Regions from separate parts of the Homo sapiens genome. Here region 2 is linked to region 1. A link is a contact called in ENCODE Hi-C or POLR2A ChIA-PET data. All regions are on one chromosome and are shown on one strand. Each heading gives the region's core, a stretch centred on a gene start or an enhancer-like site at or near the end of the contact. The rest is flanking DNA. Distances are from core to core; before and after follow the strand shown.

Region 1 (4,661 bases), core at 220-2,719:
GCTGAGGCACGAGAATCACTTGAACCCAGGCGGCGGAGGTTGCAGTGAGCTGAGATCACACTACTGCACTTCAGCCTGGGTGACAGAGCAAGATTCCAATTAAAACAAACAAACAAACAAACAAAAATTTAAAATAAATAAATAAATAAAGCCTACACTCTAACTATTCTGTCCCTCATTGTAAAGCACTTTCACATATGATACCTCAGTTATTCAAAGAAAACCTTACCTCCTGAGGAGGAATATCAAATGAAATAGTTCTCATGTCCACTTTGATGAAGCTGTCAGTGCATGGCAGAATAAAAAACAAACCTGCAACAAAGATACACACATTATACAGACACCAGCAACCTAATCAGTTCACTTCTCCATTCAGTTTTAAGAAAATCAACCTAGTGAACTGAAAAGTCACCAGTTCATCTTCGTGAATGAGCCAGAAGCCAGGAATGATAACTTTGATTCCTCTTGCTTACTTCCCACATTTGACTGTCTCCACTAAGGTCTGTGGAGTTCATTTCCTTAATCTACTGTTGCTATCACTCTTCTCCCCACCGCCCCACTGGGACCAATGCAATCGTTTCCCAGGCCATCTTTCTATTTTTTGTAGTTTCTCTCCTATAATCTATTTCCTAAGCTGCAAGCCGAGCAATCCCCCCTAAAATACAAACCCTCCCCCACGCATGGTCCTGCATAACCCGCCTTTGTTCCCCTCTTCAGCCACTTCCTCTCTCTTCACACCCTGCACTCTTGCTGGACTGATCTACTTGCAGTTTCTTGAATCTGCAATACTCTCCTCTTTGTTGCTTTGTGTATGTTGCTATTTCCGCCGCAAACACCTCCTGTTGGTTAACACCTTTTCAGACCTCAAGACTCAGTCAAGATGTAACTTCCAGAAAGCCTTGACTCAGCCTACGACTAGTTCAGATCAGTAACACTTCTCTGGTTTTCTCTTTTCTCACAGCTCTCTGTGAGTACTTGATCATAATACTTATCACATAGGATTGTAGCTATCTGTTTCCTTGTTGGTTCCTACCACTAGATAGGAAGATCCTTGAGGGTAGGGACTGTGTTTTAGTCTCCCTTGAATTCCCAGAACCTGGAACACAGTAGGAGCTTAATTGAAGTTTGCCAAATGAATGACTGAAAGTCTTTCTTTGGTAGAGATTCTCATGCTCAAACTTGTATAGCTGTACTGTTCTTGGCCTAGGTGGTAATCTTATCAGCTCAAATGGGAAGGGGAGGGGAAGGGTAGGAAGGAAAGGGTAACAAAAGATTGGCTAGAACCACTGCTATTGTTATACAACTCCTGCTACATGAACTCTTATCTAAGACAGAGTAGAAGAGGCCCTCATAAGGGAAATCACGTCAATAAAAAAATTTTAGACTGGGCACGGTGGCTCACGTCTGTAATCCTAGTGCTTTGGGAAGCTGGGGTGGGATGATTGCTTGAGGTCAGGAGTTCAAGGCTGCAGTGAGACATGAGCATGCCACTGTACTCCAGCCTGGGCGACGGAATGAAACCCTGTCTTTAAAAAAACAACTACCTAAAAATAAAAAAAATAAAAAGAACTTTAGTTTTCAGATAAACAATCTAGAATCCCAGTACTGACCAGGTCCTTTGGCTCCTCCTTGTAAAATGCGACCCAATCTAAAGATGATGGCTCTTTCATACTCTTTTATAATCTAGAATAAAAACATGAATAATAATTTAACATGAAGAGTACAAATATATACATGCATGGCTTCTTAAATATATATTTCTGCTCTAAACAGATTAGATGCCTCATCTTTTTTCTTTAGAACCAGATCATATCTATAAATCACATGTCCAATGTTTACCTTCTCAAAGCTTATTTATTATTTTCTTACTGATTACAAAAGCAATAGATATTCACTGTATAAATTTAGGAAGGACAGAATAGTATACAGAAACAAATCCATAACCTCACTCCTCAGCTGTTAACATTGTTATTCAGTTACTCATGCAGGCCAGGCACGGTGGCTCACGCCTGTAATTTCAGCATTTTGGAAGGCCGAGGTGGGCAGATCACGGAGGTTAGGAGTTCAAGACCAGCCTGGCCAACATGGTGAAACCCTGTTTCTACTAAAAATACAAAAATTATCCGGGTATGGTGGTGGGTGCCTATAATCCAAGCTACAAGGGAGGATGAGACAGGAGAATCACTTGAACCGAGATCGCACCACTGCACTCCAGCCTGGGCCACAAGGTGACTCCGTCTCAAAAAAAAAAAAAAAAAAATAATAATAATAATAATAATCCCAGCTACACGGGAGGCTGAGGCAGAAGAATCGCTTGAACCTGGGAGGCGGAGGTTGCAGTGAGCCGAGATCGCGCCACTGCACTCCAGCCTGGGCGACAGAGCAAGGCTCTGGCTCAAAAAAAAAAAAAAAAATTACTCATGCATTGTTAATTCAGAAACACAAAAAGCTGAAGTCTTCACAGTTTTTCTTCTGATTCCCTTAAGAATAAATTGATCTGAAAATGCTTGGAGCATATTTTATCTTCTTAGAAATATGTAAATAATAGTCATATATCAAAGTATTAACAACTTTGTAGAAAAAATAACGAGCACTGAGGGTATTTATGACGTGCCAGGCATTGTGATAAGTACATTTAGACACATAATTCATTTAATCCTCGCAACACTCCTATGAAGTAGGTACTGTTACTTTCTCCCATTTTACAGGTGAGGAAACAGCAAAGGTCACACAATAAACAGTAAAGCCAGCAGTCAAACCCTATCATCCTAACTCTGAAGAACTTGTTCTCTCAGAACCATCTCACATCCCTGGCCCCAGGAAATTTTTGATGGTGAAACTTACTTTAGCCCACGGGGAAGGGCAATGGCTGAAAAGAAGTTTTAAGGTTCCATTTTAATAGGTGGGTAGAAGAATAAATTTTCCAAAGAAAGATGAAGAAATAAGAATTATAAGAGAGAGAGACAGTCTGTTTCTTTCTCACATACACACAGGCACACACGAAGTAGGTTTATGGAGGTAGGAGTTGACCCCTTCCCAGAAGTGAATGAAATGTTCTTTACCTTTATGCACATCCATATTGAGATTGGGAAAGTTATAACGGTGAATAAGAATGAGAACGCCACCAAAATCCATCCGCAAGGTCCAAGGCCCTTACTGGGGCTGTCTGTTGAAAACAAAAAATATACAACTCTCACAACTGTTACTAGCATAATCACCACCATCTTCATCCTTACCATTCGCTGAATACCTATGTGCTTGGCACTACACCAGCTGTTTTACATGAATTTCCCCATCTAATCCTCATACAGCCCTGAAGTGTAAGTACTACTTTCCCTTATCTATGTGATGTCATAACACAAGTATATTTCCACATTACTCATTACTTTATTCAGCAAACATTTATTAAGCATCTACTATTTATTAGGCCCTCTGCTTTGTACTGAAATGATAACAATGAGTAAGACCCAATCCCAGCTTTCAGGGTTAAAGTTTAGTGGGAAAGTCAGACAAACACATAATTATAATATTAGGTGGTAAGTACAGATATAGAGTATCTGTTCAGAATATTTTGAAGACACAGAATGAGTTAACTCACGCAGTTAGGATGGAGGTGAGAAAGGAATGGGGCGGGGAGGTGATTCAGGTGGCTGTCAGAGGGTTTCCTGAAGGATGTAATAGTAAGAAAATATCGACGAAAAGAAAGTGGAGGCTGGGCGTCGTGGCTCACGCCTGTAATCCCAGCACTTTGGGAGGCCGAGACAGGTGGATCACTTGAGGTCAAGAGTTCAAGACCAGCCTGATCAACATGATAAAACCCCGTCTCTACTAAAAATACAAAAATTAGCTAGGCGTTGTGGTGAGTGCCTGTAATCCCAGCTACTGGGAAGGCTGAGGCAGGAGAATTGCATGAACCCAGGAGGTGGAGGTTGCAGTGAGCCAAGATTGTACCACTGCACTCCAGCCTGGGCAACAGAGGAAGAATCTGTCAAAAGAAAAGAAAAGAAAAGAAAAAGGAAAGAGGGAAAAGGCATTAGAGCATTTTAGCTAGGAGTACAGTACGAATAAAGGTGAAAACCATATGATATGAGTATAAAGTTGTTTAGAGCCTCTTTTTAAAAATTACACCTGTAAAATATTTCACTAGGTTTATGCAGCATCATTTATTGCCCACTTCCTGATTACACAGGTTGTTTGATTTCTTAGTGCTATAAACAGTGTTGTAGTGAACATCTTTGTACACGGCTTTCCTCTCACATTTCTAATTGTTTCCTGTTCCTGTAATATGCAACAGCTTTTCCGTCTGATTACAAAGGTAATAATGCAAAAAATTCACAGAAGTATAACAAAGGAGGGAAAAATTACTTTAAATTCAGAGGTATTTTGGTATATTCTTTGAAAATTTTCCTAGTGTACACACCATATTTTTAAATGATATATATATATATATTTATTTATTTATTTTTTGAGACAGAGTCTTGCTCTGTTGCCCAGGCTGGAGTGCAGCAGCACAGTCTCACCTCACTGCAACCTCCACCTCCTGGGATCATGCGATTCTCCCGTCTCAATCTCCTGAGTAGCTGGGATTACAGCCACCTGCCACCACACCCGGCTACTTTTTGTATTTAGTACAGATGGGGTTTCACCATGTTGGCCAGGCT
Region 2 (5,234 bases), core at 2,054-4,553, 410 kb before region 1:
CATTCATTACCCCACCCTGATTCCTTCAGCAAATCCTCTCAGCACCACTTCCAAAACTATCCTGAATTCATCCCTGTCTCTTCATCTCCATTTCTTCCTTTCTAGTTGAAGCTACTGTTACCTGTCACATGACAATGGCACCAGCTCCTCACTGGTCTCCCCTGACTCTGTTCTCATCTACAACCTGGTCTCATGCCCTTTTGCTTAATACTCTCAACTGCATAGAATCCAAACATCTCACCAGTTCTTACAAAATCCCAGTGATCTGGCCCCTCTCACTTCTCTGACCTCATTGTCCATCACTTGCTTTCTTCGATCCAGCCACGTCAGCCTTCTCGCTGTTCCCTGGACCCCTGGGTCTTTACACGCACCAGCCTGGACCTTCATGTGGTTGTTCCTTCTTGTCAAGAAAATCTCAGCTTAAATGCCACCTTATTTAGTGATATTTGATAGACCTTCCCTAACCATGCAATCTAGAGCAGCCACTGAGTCATTCTATATCATAGAACTTTTAAAAAATTCTCTGCAGAGGCCAGGCGCGATGGCTGACACCTGTAATCCCATCACTTTGGGAAGCCGAGGCAGGCAGATCACTTGAGTTGAGAGTTTGAGACCAGCCTGGGCAACATGGTGAAACCCTGTCTCTACTAAAAGAAGAAAAATTAGCTGGGCATGGTGGTGCGCACCTGTAGTCCCAGCTACTCAGGTGGCCGAGGCAGGAGAATTACTTGAACCTGGGAGGCGGAGATTGCAGTAAGTCAAGATCATACCACTGCACTCCAGCCTGGGCAACAGAGTGAGACTCTACCTCAAAAAGAAAAAAAAAAATTCCTCTGCAGAGAATTTAGTAAATATATTATTTTCCCTCTTTAAGTGGGTATTTATTGTCTTTTTCCTCAATTATAACATAATCTCCAGGAGAGCAGGGACTTTGTTTATCTTGATTACACCATCTAGAACTGTGCCTGGCATGCAGGAGGCACTCAATAAATATTTATTAAATGAATAATCTTCCACAGAAGATCTTTGTGTACCAACTATTTTTTTTTCCTTTTGGGAATTTATATAAATCATTCAACAGGAGAAGGATTACTGGATCAAGAAATATAAACATATTTTGGCTCCTGAAATGCATTGTCGAATTGCTTTGCAGACAGATAAGATCAGTTTTCATTTGTTGGGCAAATTTTCAAATCCCAAGTGCCAAGACAGTGATTTCTGGTATGTGGGAGAGGGGGGAGGGGAAGGGAGAAAGGAAGGAGGGAGGTGGCGGAGGGCAGGCATAGGCCGAATCAGAGCTGCTGTCCCTGGTGGGTCAATGGAACTAGAAGCAGCAGCAGTAGTAATCAACCAAGCAGGCCCACCCTCCACAGCGTCTCAAAGGCCCACGCAGGGCAGGAAAGATCTGCTGTATGAACTTGGGTCTGGCCACAGGAGCCAGAGTGAGCAGAAAAGCTGACAGGAGCACCTGCTCTTCGGCTTGCTGTTGAAATCCTGAAGGCTGGGTCAGGGGCCAATGAGCAAGTGGGAGTGAGGACACAAAGTGAGGCTTGGATCTGGTACTGAAGGCTCCTTTGCAGAGGCTGTTTCTGGGTTGCAGCTACTCTGCTTAGGACACGGGATCTGGAACATTAAGTTACACAAGGACCTCTGTCCATAAACCTCCAGGAACACAGAGGCCTCTTCACGTAGTTCTGCTGCTGCCAGGCCCATTCAGCAGCATGCTGGCCCTGTATTCCTTTGCTTCCTGCTCCGCCACTAGAGCAATGGCATAATTTTTAAAAAGTGAAATAACATGAATAACATTTGCTAGGAACATTACAAAAAAGGTGAAGTTAAAAAAAAGAATCCCTAAGAACTAATACATAGAAGCTGAGAATAAATTAATCAGACTAAGGTACCAGTTGAGTAATCCTTATCCAAAATGCTTGGAACCAGAAGTGTTTCAGATTTCAGATTTTTTTCAGATTTTGGAATATTTGCATATACATACAATAAGATATCTTGGGGATGGGACCATGTCTAAATACAAAATTCATTTATGTTTCATGTATACCTTATATACATCCCCTAAAGGTAATTTTATACAATGTTTTAAACAATGTTTTACATGAAACAAAGTTTGTGTTAAGTACTTATGTGTGGAATTTTTCATTTGTGGTGTCATGTTGGTACTCAAAAAGTTTCAAATTTTGAAGCATTTCAGATTTTGGATTTTCAGATTTGGGATGCTCAACCTGTAATTATAAAATTATGGTAATTAGAAGAAAAAAAGAAAAATTATTAAAACCGTACAAAAGTTAACAGGATGACCCATCCCAGACCTATAGAATGAGAACCTGCACTTTCACAAGCTCTTAAACAACACTTCTGAAACTTTAACATGCCTATAATATTCCTGGATTTTTTTTTTTTTTTTTTTTGAGATGGAGTCTCACTCTGTCACCCAGGCTGGAGTGCAGAGGCGCAATCTCGGCTCACTGCAAGCTTCACCTCCCGGGTTCACGCCATTCTCCTGCCTCAGCCTCCCGAGTAGCTGGGACTATAGGCACCCGCCACCACGCCCGGCTATTTTTTTGTATTTTTAGTAGAGACGTGGTTTCACCGAGTTAGCAAGAATGGACTCGATCTCCTGACCTCGTGATCCACCTGCCTCGGCCTCCCAAAGTGCTGGGATTACAGGCGTGAGCCACCACGCCAGGCCTGGATATCTTATTAAAATATAGATCTCCGAGCTCTGCTCCCAAGATTTTCTGTTTCAGTAGGTCTGGGGTGGGGTCTGGGAATTTGCATTCCTGACAAACTCCCAGGCGGCCAGGGACCACACTTTGTATAGCATTGTTCTAAGGCTGACAGTCCTGAGGACCAAAAGAGGAAGGCAAATGGGAAAATTCGAGGCACTGGAGGAGGTTGTTTTTTAAGATAGTGGTCTTTTCCCAATTTTTAAAAAAGCACACCAGGCAGTCTCTGTCTATGGTATCTTAGCACAAAGATGCTTTTTGTTTTTAATGCTATGTTTATATTTGTGCAAGATTCTACATTTTAAAATTTCTCTCACTTGTTGGATCTTATTTCATCCTTGCAACAAATCTGTAAATTGGGTTGGGGGAAATTCTTTCATTATTTTTAAAAGATAGAACTGAGGCCTAGAGAGTTAAGACAGCTGGAAATCACACTCCAGCTGACTGCCACAGATTGTGGGCTCCTGAGTTGGCACTAAGGTGTTTTTCCTAATCATTATAACCCATTAGGGCTGATAATGTTACTTCCGCTTTCTAGATGGGCAAATTGAGACTTGATGAGGTTCAGGAACTCTCCCAAGGCCACAAGTCAGGGCAGCTCCTCTGTTTCATGGTTCAATGTCTTACTTCTTCACTGTATCACTTCCCCATACTAACTCCTCCTTTCTCTCTCTGTCTGTCAGTCACACACACACAACATAGCCAAATCAGTGAGCCATTTTAATTTCGACACCCAGCATTTATTTAATGAACAGACCACAGTTTGGCCTTTCGCCTTTAGAGGTGAAAGGAGGAGGCAAGAAGAGGATGAATGACGACCAGCCTTGCCCCAAGGCCCTAACAGACTCAGGAAACCTTTCTGCCTTCTCCTCCAACTCTAAGCATATCTCCTTTCCCTTCCTCTTCCTTTGCCCTCAGAGAATTACAGTCTAGTCCTGGCTCTAATTTCCTAAAGGTTCTTTATTTGGAAAATATATTATTAAGCCAAACAATCCTTTCCTTAACTCCAATTTCTCTTGTCTCATTCAGTTTCAACCCCCCTCCCACCGACCACCCTTCCAACACCAACACACACACACACACACACACACACACCCCTCCAGCCTAACAACAACAACACCAAAACCCTCTGATTGCTCCCAACTCATCTGTTAGACATGTTAGCCCTGGCCCTCACCACCAGGCTCGGGTCTCTGCTTGCCCCTGCAGGCAATGTTTCTATTAGGCCCTGAGGAGACACCAGGCTGCATATAGGAAGGCAGAGGAGCCTGGTGCTGCGGGTTCTAGCCCCAGCTCTGTTGTGGAACCCTCTTGGTGAGTCCTGGCTCCTCCCTGGGCCTGCTTCCTGGTCTGTGAAATGGGGAGGCATTGATGAGATGATCTCTAGAGGATCTTTAAATGTCAATATTTTATGAATCTAAGTAGGATGTTCACAGGTAAAAAATTATTGAATTTACCACCTCTAGTGTGCCAGAGAGGTATTATTACCCAGCCACAAGTTACTTTTATTGTGCCAGGCACTGTGCTAATCATTTTATGTGCATTATCTGTATTATCTCATTTGAGCCTTGCAGAAATCCTCTGACTTGGGTATTATTAGTACTTCTGTTTTTCAGATGTGAAAACTTCACCTTTTTATTAAAGCAGTCAAGTAGATGTTTTCTTGACTATTAAAAGTCTCTCAGCACTGAAGGGACATTAAGCCCCCTACCTTGAATTGCCCAGAAACATCCCTGGAAGGTGGCAGCTAGACTCTGCTCAGATGGCCCCAGCAATAAGGAACTTGGACCTGACTCTACTTTTGAATGGCTATGGCTATAAGAAAATGCTTCTTCACAGGGAGCCAAAACTGGTGTCTCTGTAACTCCTGCTCATCTCAGTGGTGGGAAGAATGCGGTGTTCAGAGGCCTCACTTGGGCTTCTGTCCTGGCCTTTCCATTTATCAGCACCATAATCCTAGACAAGCTGCTCCTCTGGACCTCCATGTTCACAGGCAAAAAATGAAGGAATCGGATGAGATGAGCTCTAGGTCCTTTCTGGTGTGGGCATTTTAGATTTGTATAATTCATGACTGTGCATGTAACATACACATATCTGACTATAATGATGGAAACAGAGAAGGAGTGGAATTTTGGTGGCGGGGGGCCTCTGTCAGGTATGAGGCTGTGAGCATGGTGTGTGTATGTGCATGTTTCTGGGACAGGGGTCTGTGAAAGAGAAGAGTGGCCCTGGACAACTGGCGTGAGGCCTCGGTGTCCCTGGGAGCCAGTCTGGTGCCCAGAGCCAGGCTGGGGTGTTCTCTGTGTCTGATGTCATAGAACATCAACATCAGACAAAATGGATCCATACTAAAAACGACTACTCTATAATCATGTTTGAGCAGGATATAAAAACAAGAACATTGTCCAAACCACAAAAATGACCACACACACCCTTTTCCTGGCTAAAGTGAGTAAGTGCTGCTACTTTTCCTCCCAGCTAGAAAAGAAATAA

What was found. Hi-C counts contacts between places; a loop is a spot of excess contacts on that map. ChIA-PET counts read pairs that join two places held with the same protein, here RNA polymerase II (POLR2A). Pooled maps may share reads with other maps.
Region 2: a loop to region 1 is called in a pooled map, with 4 times the contacts of the local background. The contact joins two enhancer-like sites. A Hi-C loop is called at or near these places in 3 of 37 single-sample maps with no recorded cell type and 8 of 50 pooled maps. POLR2A ChIA-PET finds 5 or more read pairs at or near these places in 2 of 52 experiments (BJ and GM12878).

The regions. Positions count from the first base shown.
Region 1 is chr9:121,352,991-121,357,651 of GRCh38, forward strand. It overlaps STOM (stomatin), which reads right to left. Exons shown (of 7, transcript NM_004099.6): 2 at 3,063-3,166; 3 at 1,611-1,683; 4 at 230-312. Among named protein-coding and RNA genes, the nearest start is that of STOM, 15 kb to the right of the region's middle. RefSeq lists an enhancer at 1,013-1,232. Within about 2 kb of position 1,470, at least 11 of the 41 ENCODE cell types and tissues checked have a DNase peak (open chromatin) inside an H3K27ac peak, as active enhancers do.
Region 2 is chr9:120,941,273-120,946,506 of GRCh38, forward strand. It overlaps C5-OT1 (C5 3' UTR overlapping transcript 1), which reads right to left. Exons shown (of 2, transcript NR_148450.1): 2 at 980-2,237. Among named protein-coding and RNA genes, the nearest start is that of C5-OT1, 8.9 kb to the right of the region's middle. RefSeq lists an enhancer at 3,574-3,623. Within about 2 kb of position 3,304, at least 3 of the 41 ENCODE cell types and tissues checked have a DNase peak (open chromatin) inside an H3K27ac peak, as active enhancers do.